Regions from separate parts of the Homo sapiens genome. Here region 2 is linked to region 1. A link is a loop called in an ENCODE intact Hi-C map of the cell type or tissue named here. Cell type or tissue: PC-3. All regions are shown on one strand.

Evidence for each region. Hi-C counts contacts between places; a loop is a spot of excess contacts. Peaks named below come from ENCODE experiments on the same cell type or tissue, not always from the same donor. Only the 100,000 strongest peaks of a DNase experiment are listed, where the experiment ranks them.
Region 2: a loop joins it to region 1, with 2.2 times the contacts of the local background. A loop is called at or near these places in 2 of 110 quality-filtered maps.

The regions. Positions count from the first base shown.
Region 1 is chr10:74,595,974-74,600,973 of GRCh38, forward strand. It overlaps ADK (adenosine kinase), which reads left to right. Exons shown (of 11, transcript NM_006721.4): 9 at 4,406-4,520. Among named protein-coding and RNA genes, the nearest start is that of ADK-AS1, 69 kb to the left of the region's middle. In PC-3, no CTCF peak of the experiment used is centred here; a DNase peak (open chromatin) is centred at 3,048.
Region 2 is chr10:74,920,042-74,925,041 of GRCh38, forward strand. The region is part of intron 3 of KAT6B (lysine acetyltransferase 6B); the gene reads left to right. Among named protein-coding and RNA genes, the nearest start is that of KAT6B, 96 kb to the left of the region's middle. In PC-3, a CTCF peak has its summit at 2,707; DNase peaks (open chromatin) are centred at 3,140, 3,840 and 4,400; H3K4me3 peaks cover 2,770 bases; H3K27ac peaks cover 3,548 bases.

The sequences.
Region 1 (5,000 bases):
GCAACAAGAGCGAAATTCCATCTCAAAAAAAAAAAAAAAAAAACCACTGAAATTCGCTGGAGTAAAAATATGAGCCAAATTAATTAAGAAAAAATAGCAAACTTAAACACAAGATCAGGAATGACTTGTGAATGTGGTAGGAAAATGGTTTAGGATGAACATGCTATAGTTTTGTGATAAAAAAAAACAACAAAAAGCACATTGCTAGCATTTATAGAAGCACTATAATAATGGTTAAGTGTATTATCCTTGGAGTCAGACTGTGGGTGCTAGTCTGTTCTCCACTACTTGTATTTATGACCTTAGGCACATTACTTAACGTCTCTGACTCAGTTTCTTCATCTATAAAATGGCATATTGTATTAGTACCTACTGCCTAGAGTAGTTCAGATTTAATGAGTACTTTATTTTATTGATTGGTTGATTGATTGTTTTGAGACAGCCTCACTCTGTTGCCCTGACTGAAATGCAATGATACGGTCTCAGCTCACTGCAACCTCTGCCTGCTGGGCTCAAGCAATCTGTAGATTCAATGCAATCCCTATCAAAATTCCAATGTCATTCTCTCTCTCTCTCTCTTTTTTTTTTTTGAGACAGGGTCTGGCTCTGTTGCCCACGCTGGAGTGCAGTGGCGTGATCTCAGCTCCCTGAAACCTCTGTCTCCCAGGCTCAAGCCATCCTCCCACCTCAGCCTCCTAAGTAGCTGGGACTATAGGCGCATGCCACCACACCTAGCAAATTTTTGTATTTTTTTGTAGAGATGAAGTTTTACTACGTTGCCCAGGCTAGTCTCAAACTCCTAGGCTCAAGCGATTCACCCGCCTCCGCCTCCCAGTGTGCTGGGATTACAGGCATGAGCCACCACGCCTTACCTTAATGAATACTTTAGAGCTTTATACATGGCTTTTAGTTTCTTCATCTATAAAATAGGGATAATAATAGTACCTACTGACTAGAGAAGTTAAGATTTAATGAGCACTTTAGAGCTATGTACATGGCTCACAGCTCAATTTTATGAGCTTTCAACTCATACTTCTTACTCCTCCCTGTCTTCATCTTCTTCGTTATAGATACTATAATTGAATGTTCCATATTCAAAACTCTTGAAGCCCTTTCTAGCGATTTTGGGGCAACCTAAGTATGTAACCATTTTAGAGAGTATTAAAATGAGAGTAATTAGAGGAAATAAATTAATATTTAAGTTCTTAGCATGTGCTAAAATTGCATTAAGCTATTTCACTTACCTCATCTTCTTTCATCCTCACAATTTTTAACTTTTTATTTTAAAATAACTTTAGTCTTAGAAAAATTACAAAAATAGTACAGAATTCCCACATACCCTTCACCCAGTTTACCCTAATATTAACATCTTACATAACCAAAGTATAATGAATAACAGAAAATTAACATTAAACTACAATAACTGAACTATATACAGGCTTTATTCTGGTTTCAACCGTTTTTTCTCTAGTTTCCTTTTTCTGTTCCAGAATCGAATCCCACATTGCATATTTGTCATGTCTCCTTAGTCTCTTCTAATCTGTGACAGTTCCTCACTCTTGTTGTTCATGAACTTTATACTTTTGAAAATTATTGGTCAGTCATTTTGTAGAATGTCCTTCCATTTGAGTTTGTCTGATGTTTTCTCATGTACATTGAGATTAGGCATTTTTGGCAGGAAAACCACAGAAGTGATGTTCCTTTCTTGGTGCATCATATCAGGGAGGTACACAGTGTCACAGATTCTTATTGCTGGTGATGCTAAACCTTTATCACTAGGTTTAGGTGGTGTTTGCTAGTTTATCCTCTGTAATTCCCATTGTATTTAATAAATATCTTGGAGGAGATACTACTTTGGGGCTATGGAAACATTCTATTTTATCCACTAATTTTAGCATCACTAAACTAATCTATCTGGCTTAAGGTGATGTCTGTCAATTTTCTCTACTATAACATTATGATTTTTCCTTTTGTAATGAATATCTTAGGGGGACATACTTTGAGACTGTAAATATCCTGTTTTCTTTAATTTTTGCCCACTAATCTTAGCATACTTATCCCTCAAAATCTTTTAATGTGAACATTTTCTTAGTTTTGTAGATGAGGAAATGGATCTTAGAGAGGTTTATTAACTTGCCCCAAATCATACAAATAGTAAATCCAAGCCTGTCATATTCTAAAAGTCCTTGTAATTTCATTGTTTGTTAAGATGTGTGAGCTTAAGTGTAAGGGAGAAGAACCTATTGGGGACAGAGGAGAGGAATTACTGTAGAAGGAGAAATAAAGTTTTACATACATCTGGGAAGAATTATGTTTTGTACTTGGAAAGTTTATTTTGTCCTTTAATTGCCATTTTATGAGGTTTAATTTGAGACATAAGAAACATTTCTTTGATTAAATTACCAAAGCTCTCAACAAAATATGTCTTCTCACAGGGTTGGTAGAAAGCAACCATGGAATCTTATTCCTTTTTTTTTTTTTTTTTTTTTTTTTTTGAGATGGCGTCTTGCTCTGTCACCAGGCTGCAGTGCAGTGGCATGATCTCTGCACACTGCAACCTCTGCCTCCTGGGTTCAAGCGATTCTCCTGCCTCAGCCCTCCCAAGTAGCTAGGACTACAGACACGTGCCACCATGCCCAACTAATTTTTGTATTTTTAGTAAAGACGGGATTTCACCATGTTAGCCAGGATGGTCTTCATCTCTCGACCTCGTGATCTGCCCTCCTCGGCCTCCCAAAGTGCTGGGATTACAGGCGTGAGCCACTATAACCAGCCAGAATCTTATTCTTAATTTATTCCTTATATCACCTTGAAGAAAGACTTTCTTTTAAAGAACATCTAGTACATTCATAAGATTCTGCTTTCAAGATGATGAAGTGAATGTGTTTTTCTCTTATCTTTATTAAATATGAGCTGTACTTAATCACAAGCAAAAATCCTATAGTAGTAAAATATATTTGTGCTAAGGAAATTGCCAAAATATACATGAGTCATTTTAATTATATGTGTACACTTATTTAGGTGAGTGAAGACATTGCATGGCATTTTTTGGTCCTTTCAGCTGTTACTAGTCATTTCTAAAAGTCTGTCTCCTGAAACTGAGGGAATTTCTTCTCATCTTATCAGAGTTCAGACTTAGTTCTGTTCTAAAATAAGCAACCGAAAGCGAAATAGTCAGCATGTTTGAAGTCAGCAGCACTGTCCTACTACAAATGGCTATTCTTTTCAGAAACAACTGTCCTCTAGAAGTCATCCTGTTAGGTATATTAGAAGCTTAGCTTCATATATTATCTGGAATTTATTAAATATTGAGTGAACAAACAATATAAAAATATTTCACCACTAATTGTCATCCCTTTAAAAATGCCAGTTTCTGGTGACGTTTGTAACGATTGCAAACCATTGTGACTTGTCTGCTTTGCTTGCCTAAATGTTCTCTCTCATATATTCTATTTGTTCTCTTATATATACTTTATTTATGCCACTCAGCTATATTTCCGCTCTGATAGGTGTTTCTTTCTCTATAACTATTTGAAACTTTGCATAGTGATAGAATAAACTAGTTTTGTTAGCAAAGCCCAAAACTATGGACAGTTTTAAAAGCCCACTGAATACAGACATGGATTTTCAAATTATCCAAAATGGTTGAAAAGATGATTCTAAAACCTCTGCCTTTAGCTCAAGGTTAGGTTTCAAGATTTCAGAAAACTTCAATAAAGATTTCAGTAAAACTTTATGGCCTATGTGGTGTGAAAAACAGCATCAGAGTTTGACAATTAGTTTGTCATTTTTTAAACTTTATCTTTTTTAAAGAAAATTAAGTCTTTGTAGGAAAGGATTAGCATTTCTTTCTCTCAAATCAGTCCTTTGAAAAATTGACATTATAAGAACTGTATTTTTTCCAAAGTCAGCATAATTATGTTCTGTAAACCTCTAAAATAATTAAATTTTCCTCTTTATAAAAACCTCTCTTTAATTGGGAATTTGAAAACTGCCTGGATATTTGCTGATACTTAGTCATTGTTAATAATTTTTGAAGTATGATAATAGTTTTGTGGTTATGTTTATCATTACCTTTCAAAGATATATACTAAAACATTTATAGATGAAATTATGTATAGTTCTTGGAGTTTACTTTAGAATAATTTGAAAAGCAAGTGGATGAGGATATAGGTGAAATAAGATTCATCATACATTTTAAATTTGTGTAGATCATTGATGGGTTCCTTGGAAGTCACTGTGCTATTCTATTTACTTTTGTATATGGTTAAAGAAATTTTTAATGTCTCTTAATAGATATGCAGGTCTCTTATTTTGATCAATAGAAGCTAAATTGTTAATCTACTAATAAAGTTTTGTTTTATTTTATTGGTCATGAGAATTTTTTCCTTCCTTCTATTAATAGACTAAAGACATTAAAGAGATAGCCAAAAAGACACAAGCCCTGCCAAAGATGAACTCAAAGAGGCAGCGAATCGTGATCTTCACCCAAGGGAGAGATGACACTATAATGGCTACAGGTACATGTGGGAAATGTGTGATGAATCTAGTATTATGGAGATTAATCAATTACAAAAAAAAATTCTGTATTCTTTCTATTATAATATATACAATATACATATACAATATATATAAAATGAAATATTTTATTTTAATAAATATTTCTACCCTGTATCTCAGTAGAAAAGATTTCATGTTCAAGAAGATAGTTTATTAACATTTAGTTAAATAAACCACTTTGATATAATTTATTTACTTAGTTATCTTGGGGATTTTGTCAATCAAGAAATATCTTTCCTGAAAAAAAGAATACATTTCATTTATAAAATACCTGCACTAGAGTAAAATAAATTTACTCAATTATGAACAAATAAAATCCAGAACTAAGTTACATTTTCCATTTTTCCTTCAAGAAGAAAATCTCATTTTTTGTTTTATTTCACCATCTATTTTATAGCACTCATAAAACAGGAATTTCATCTAGTAAGCAAACATGTTAT
Region 2 (5,000 bases), 320 kb after region 1:
GTTTCTGCTGGTTCTGACTCATGGTGTTTGTTTTTTCCTGTGCCTGATTACATCCTGGATGTTGTTTTTGAAAAAGTATTTATAGAAATAATTTGAGGTTGAGAATTTTCATATGCTTCTGCCTTCTGCCTAGGTTGTACAGTTTAAGGCCTCCTCAAGCCAAGTTCATGATTCAGGTATTGTGAGTTGGGCTGCAAACCTGTGTGCAGGCTGGTTACTTACAGTTCACTTTCCCTCTTTGAAGCCCCATTTACAATAGGGGTTGGTATCCTTGAGACCCCACCTGCTTAGGCTCCAGATGTCACCAGAATTTCACATCAGCTTTATTTCCTGGATTGGTAAATATAACCCCATGATAAAAGTGGCTCTGAGTGTTGGGTTTACCTCTTGGACTTCCTGTCCTCACCAATTTTTGACCGAAAATTCAACCCTATGTTGTTAGCTCTTTGAATTACCTATTCTGTCCTCATTAGAAGAGTGCCTCCAGCATTTATTGCCTAAACATGACAGCTGAGTATTTTTAGTTTGATTTTTTTTTTAACATTTGCTAATAATACGTTTTCAACCAGATCATAAACTTTGTGGATAAGGTCCCTGTCTGCTATTTCTTTACCCTTCTCATATAGCATTTAATACAATGATAGGTGGATAATTGGTTCTCTTGGCCAGTTGACTGATCAAGGGGCAATTCTCCAAACTCTGGTGATTTCTCCTTTTCGTTCGTAAGACTGCTTTTATACCCCAACAAAGAAACTTGTTATAATTTAATAGTGGCTGTGTCCATTTTTCTTTTCTTCTCTGCTGTTCCATCCCAAGGTGGGATGGCCCCAATTAGACTAACCACTGAAACCCTGGGCATAAAATGGTGCCCAGGGAGCTTTTCTTCATATTAATTTGTGTGTACTCTAAAAGGAAAGATTATTTGGCTTGCTCATAAATCCAAAATTTTGGTGATGAAAATATGTTTATAATTATTTCTTTTGAGCTTGATTTGTTGTGGATTTTTTCCTTTATTTTGGTTTAAGATCAAATGGTTTCCTAATGTGTATGGGTCACTGTAGTCTAAATTTTTTTTTTTTTTTTTTTTTTTGAGATGGAGTTTTGCCCTTGTTGCCCAGGCTGGAGTTAAATGGCGAGATCTTGCCTCACTGCAACCTCCACCTCCTGGCTTCAAGTGATTCTCCTGCCTCATCCTCCTGAGTAGCTGGGATTACAGATGCCTGCCACCACGCCCAGCTAATTTTGTATTTTTAGTAGAGACAAGATTTTATCATGTTGGCCAGGCCGGTCTGGAACTCCTGACCTCAGGTGATCCGCCTGCCTTGAACTCCCAAAGTGCTGGGATTATAGGCATGAGCCACCGTGCCTGGCCTCTAAATATTTTTAAAGTATAGATGTTTTTAAACTTGTAGCTCCTGAGTGTGAACTGTCCCTTGCTGTTTTTTGGGCATCTATCAAGGCATTTGTTCTAACCACTGAGTAAGAAGGACATCACTAAGGGGGTTGTAGCTATACCTTTCTTCTTTTTATCTTTAATTAACATGCATTGACTGCCTGGTATGTTAGAAACAGACCTGCCTATTACAGTCTCATTCCCTTCCATACTCATCCTTGCTTGTGTGGCTACCTCCCAAGCTAGGACTGCAAGACCCTTATCACTCCTGCTTACTATTGGTTTTTGTGTCCTTTTGGCAATTTTCTAGTGGCTGCTTGAACTATTGGTTGTCAGATTGACCTGATTTGTTTCACTTGTAAACAAAATGCTTAAGCCACTGTTGATTTTTGTGACAGCTCAGTTGCTTAGAGCAAGGTGTTAATGAGACATCGGTCATAGGTCCAGGCTCTGGGTTGACTGGTAAGCTTTGCTCTGGCCCATGGCCACAGACCCTGACTCCCCCTTGCCAGCTGTCTTGCACATGTAGCTATGGCTCATTATGGGGACACAGCAGGGGGTGGAGATAAGACAAGGCAAATCTGTCATCTCTGCCAGAAAAGACAACTCCTACTGATAGGTCAGTAACCTTTTCATTGGAAGAACAGCACGTTAGTATTAGCTTCTGTAGATGTGTCTAACTGAGTCTTTTTCTTAAAATAACTCATGTGATTGTATGGGTTGTCTGCAGCAAGTTTAGAATACTGCTCACATTTTAAAGCATGTTTGAATATAAGGATGGCTTTTTAGTTTGTGAAGATTATTGTCCTTAATCAGGGATTCTTAATATCATTCTCTAAAGTAGAAAAGTGAGCTTTAGAAGTCAAATTTGATAAAGCTCTAGAAAACAACTGCAAAATTGCTGTTATAAAGAAACCTGTCAAATTTAGGAAGTGCCCTCCAGGAGCCCTTCATCCCAACCAATCCTCTCCTAAAAGAAAGGAAAAAAAGAAGAAAGATGGCTAGGTAGATGGAATAGTGATCAGAAAAAAAGAACTTTTCTAGAAAAGCATACCAGTGTGCTCTTTACCAGAGCATTTTAGCAGGTAATATTTTACAAAGGACCCAGCAGATAATTGGGCAGGTTTTTTCTTTAGGAACTTAGTGTTGATGGCCTGAATTAATCTGACTAGGAATTTAGACATTTCTTCATGATATATTTTGAGTCCATAGATGATCTGATTCTAATGTGACTTCAGTTTTTAACTTACATAGCGTTAAGCAAAAGGATGTGTGTGTATGTATGTGTGTTTGTTTTACATCCTAAAGGTATTACAGGCCCCATGGTAAACTTTTTGGCTCAAGTGAATCCAGAGTTTGGTATATGTAACCTCCAGTGGTGGTTCATGAACAAACACTTCATTTCTGTAGTCATATTTTTTTTTAAAGAATAAAAGTGAGCCAGGTTTAAAACTTGTTAAGAAAATAATAGCACAGGTGATACACAGATGAAGCAAAATTGCCGTGGATGGTCTGGGAATGCCTGAGGATTGAGAAACACTGGCTGAATTATACACTGTGGCAGAAGAAATTATAGGCCCTTAGAAACAGGTAGAGGTTATTGGAAAGATTCAAGCACCTAATGTTTAGTTAGAAGGTAAGTAAGCTGGTTTCTTAAGTTCTTGTTTATTTATTGGGTGTGGGCTCAGGATAAGTTAGTTTGAAATAGATCTTAGAGAAGTAAATGCAAGACAACTTTATCAATGAGTCATGGGCAAACAATTCTATTATTAGAAGTAGTATAGAAAAGGAGTAGGAGAAGTAGAAGGGAGGAAGTCTAGTATTCATTCATTTATTTATTCATTAATTCAGCCACTATTTCTTGAGCACCTGGTGTATGTCAGGCACTGTTGTAGGCACTGGGGACACAGCAGGGAGCAAAACAGACAAGTCTCTGCCCTCATGAAATTCATTTACATCCTAATGGGAAGAGACAAATAATGTAAGTGAGTATATAGCATGTCAGCTGTGAGAAATGCTATGGAGAAAAATAAAGCAGAGTAAGGGAATTAAGGAGTGATGGGATGGGGAGGCATTGCTTTTTTAAATAGTTTGATGAGGAAAGACCTCTCTAAGAAAGTGACATTTAACTTGACTTCTGAGGGAAGTGAGGGAGCATTCCAGGCATGGAGAAGGAGTGTTCTAGATGGAGGGAACAGCAAGTGCAAAGAGCCCTTGACATGTCTGAGAAACAGATAAGAGGCCAGTGTGGCTGGCGTGGAGAGAGAGGGGAGAGTCGTCAAGTAGTAAGAGGTGAGAGCAGATGGGAGGAAGGTCTCAGCACAGGTCAGGCCTCTGGCTTTGCTGAGAGTGATGGATGCCTTTGCAGGGTTTTGAACAGAGGAGGCACATGATTTGACTTAACGTTTTAACAAGCTGTTTCCTGCTGCTGTGTTGAGAATAAGCTGTAGGCGGCACCAAGGTGGCAGCTGGGAGGGTATTGCCACAAAACAAGCAAGAGATATGATGGTTTAGGCCAGTGGTAATGGTGGAGAGTGTGAGAAGAGGACAGATTCTGGATGTATTTTGAAGTAGAGCCCGCAGAATTTGTTGATGAACTTGATGCAGAGTGTTAGAAAAAGAGAAGACTTCAAGGTTATTGGCCTGAATAACTGGAAGGATGGAGTTATCTATCACTGAGATAAACAGAGGTAACAGAAGTAAAGGGGAGAGATGGCCATGGTAGAAGGTGGATTACACCTTTAAATTTTTAAAACATATTTTTATTTAAAATAGCCCTCACTCCCTGGCCCAGTGCACACAAAGGACCTGATTTGCTTTTACCCTGAGTTTGTCACTGTAGATATCCTGGAATACTTCGTTAAAAACTATAAATAAAGTGGCCATAATACGGCTCATTTTGTTCAGATTCTAAAAAAAAATTCCTTCATAAGCAGTTGGCTTCCAAATAGCAATGCATGCTGTCAGTTTGGTGACTAATTGGGTTAGAGGTTAATAGCAAGGCAGTCCTATAAACATCAACGGGAGTGGTGTATCCAAATGAAAGCTTGCATTAGGCAACAATTCAAAGAATGAGAATGACTAAATACCATGTTACAAGCCAAGTGAATTATATTAAGAGTTTTAACTTTGAGAGAAAGGGACGTTACCCCTGAAATAACTATCTTAGTTGGATCTTCCCTACTTAATACTCATAGTTGGGTTGTAAAAATGTAAAGGTTACCATCAAAACAGCACTTCTTAACCATGAAATTGACTAACTTTGTAAAATTAGAAATTCTGTTACTTACTTCCTACTATGCTGATTGGACATTCCTTCTTTTGCCAAAAGAACAGAAAGTTGGATTTTGTGCCTTCTAGCCAAGAGAACCACACACCTCTCTCTCTGTAGACCAGCTAAATGCTTCCTACTGCTCGGTGATGAAATCAGATCATGGAATCAGTCAGTTTGCTATACTGAATTTTTTTTTTTTCAGCTGTGTTCTAATTGAACCTTTGGGGAATAAACTAATTCTTAACATCTGAAAGTTTAAAGGTCTGATACTAGAATTTATGGGGTGGTAGAGGAGACCTTTTAGTCTCTGTATCCAAACCAAAATGTAAATTT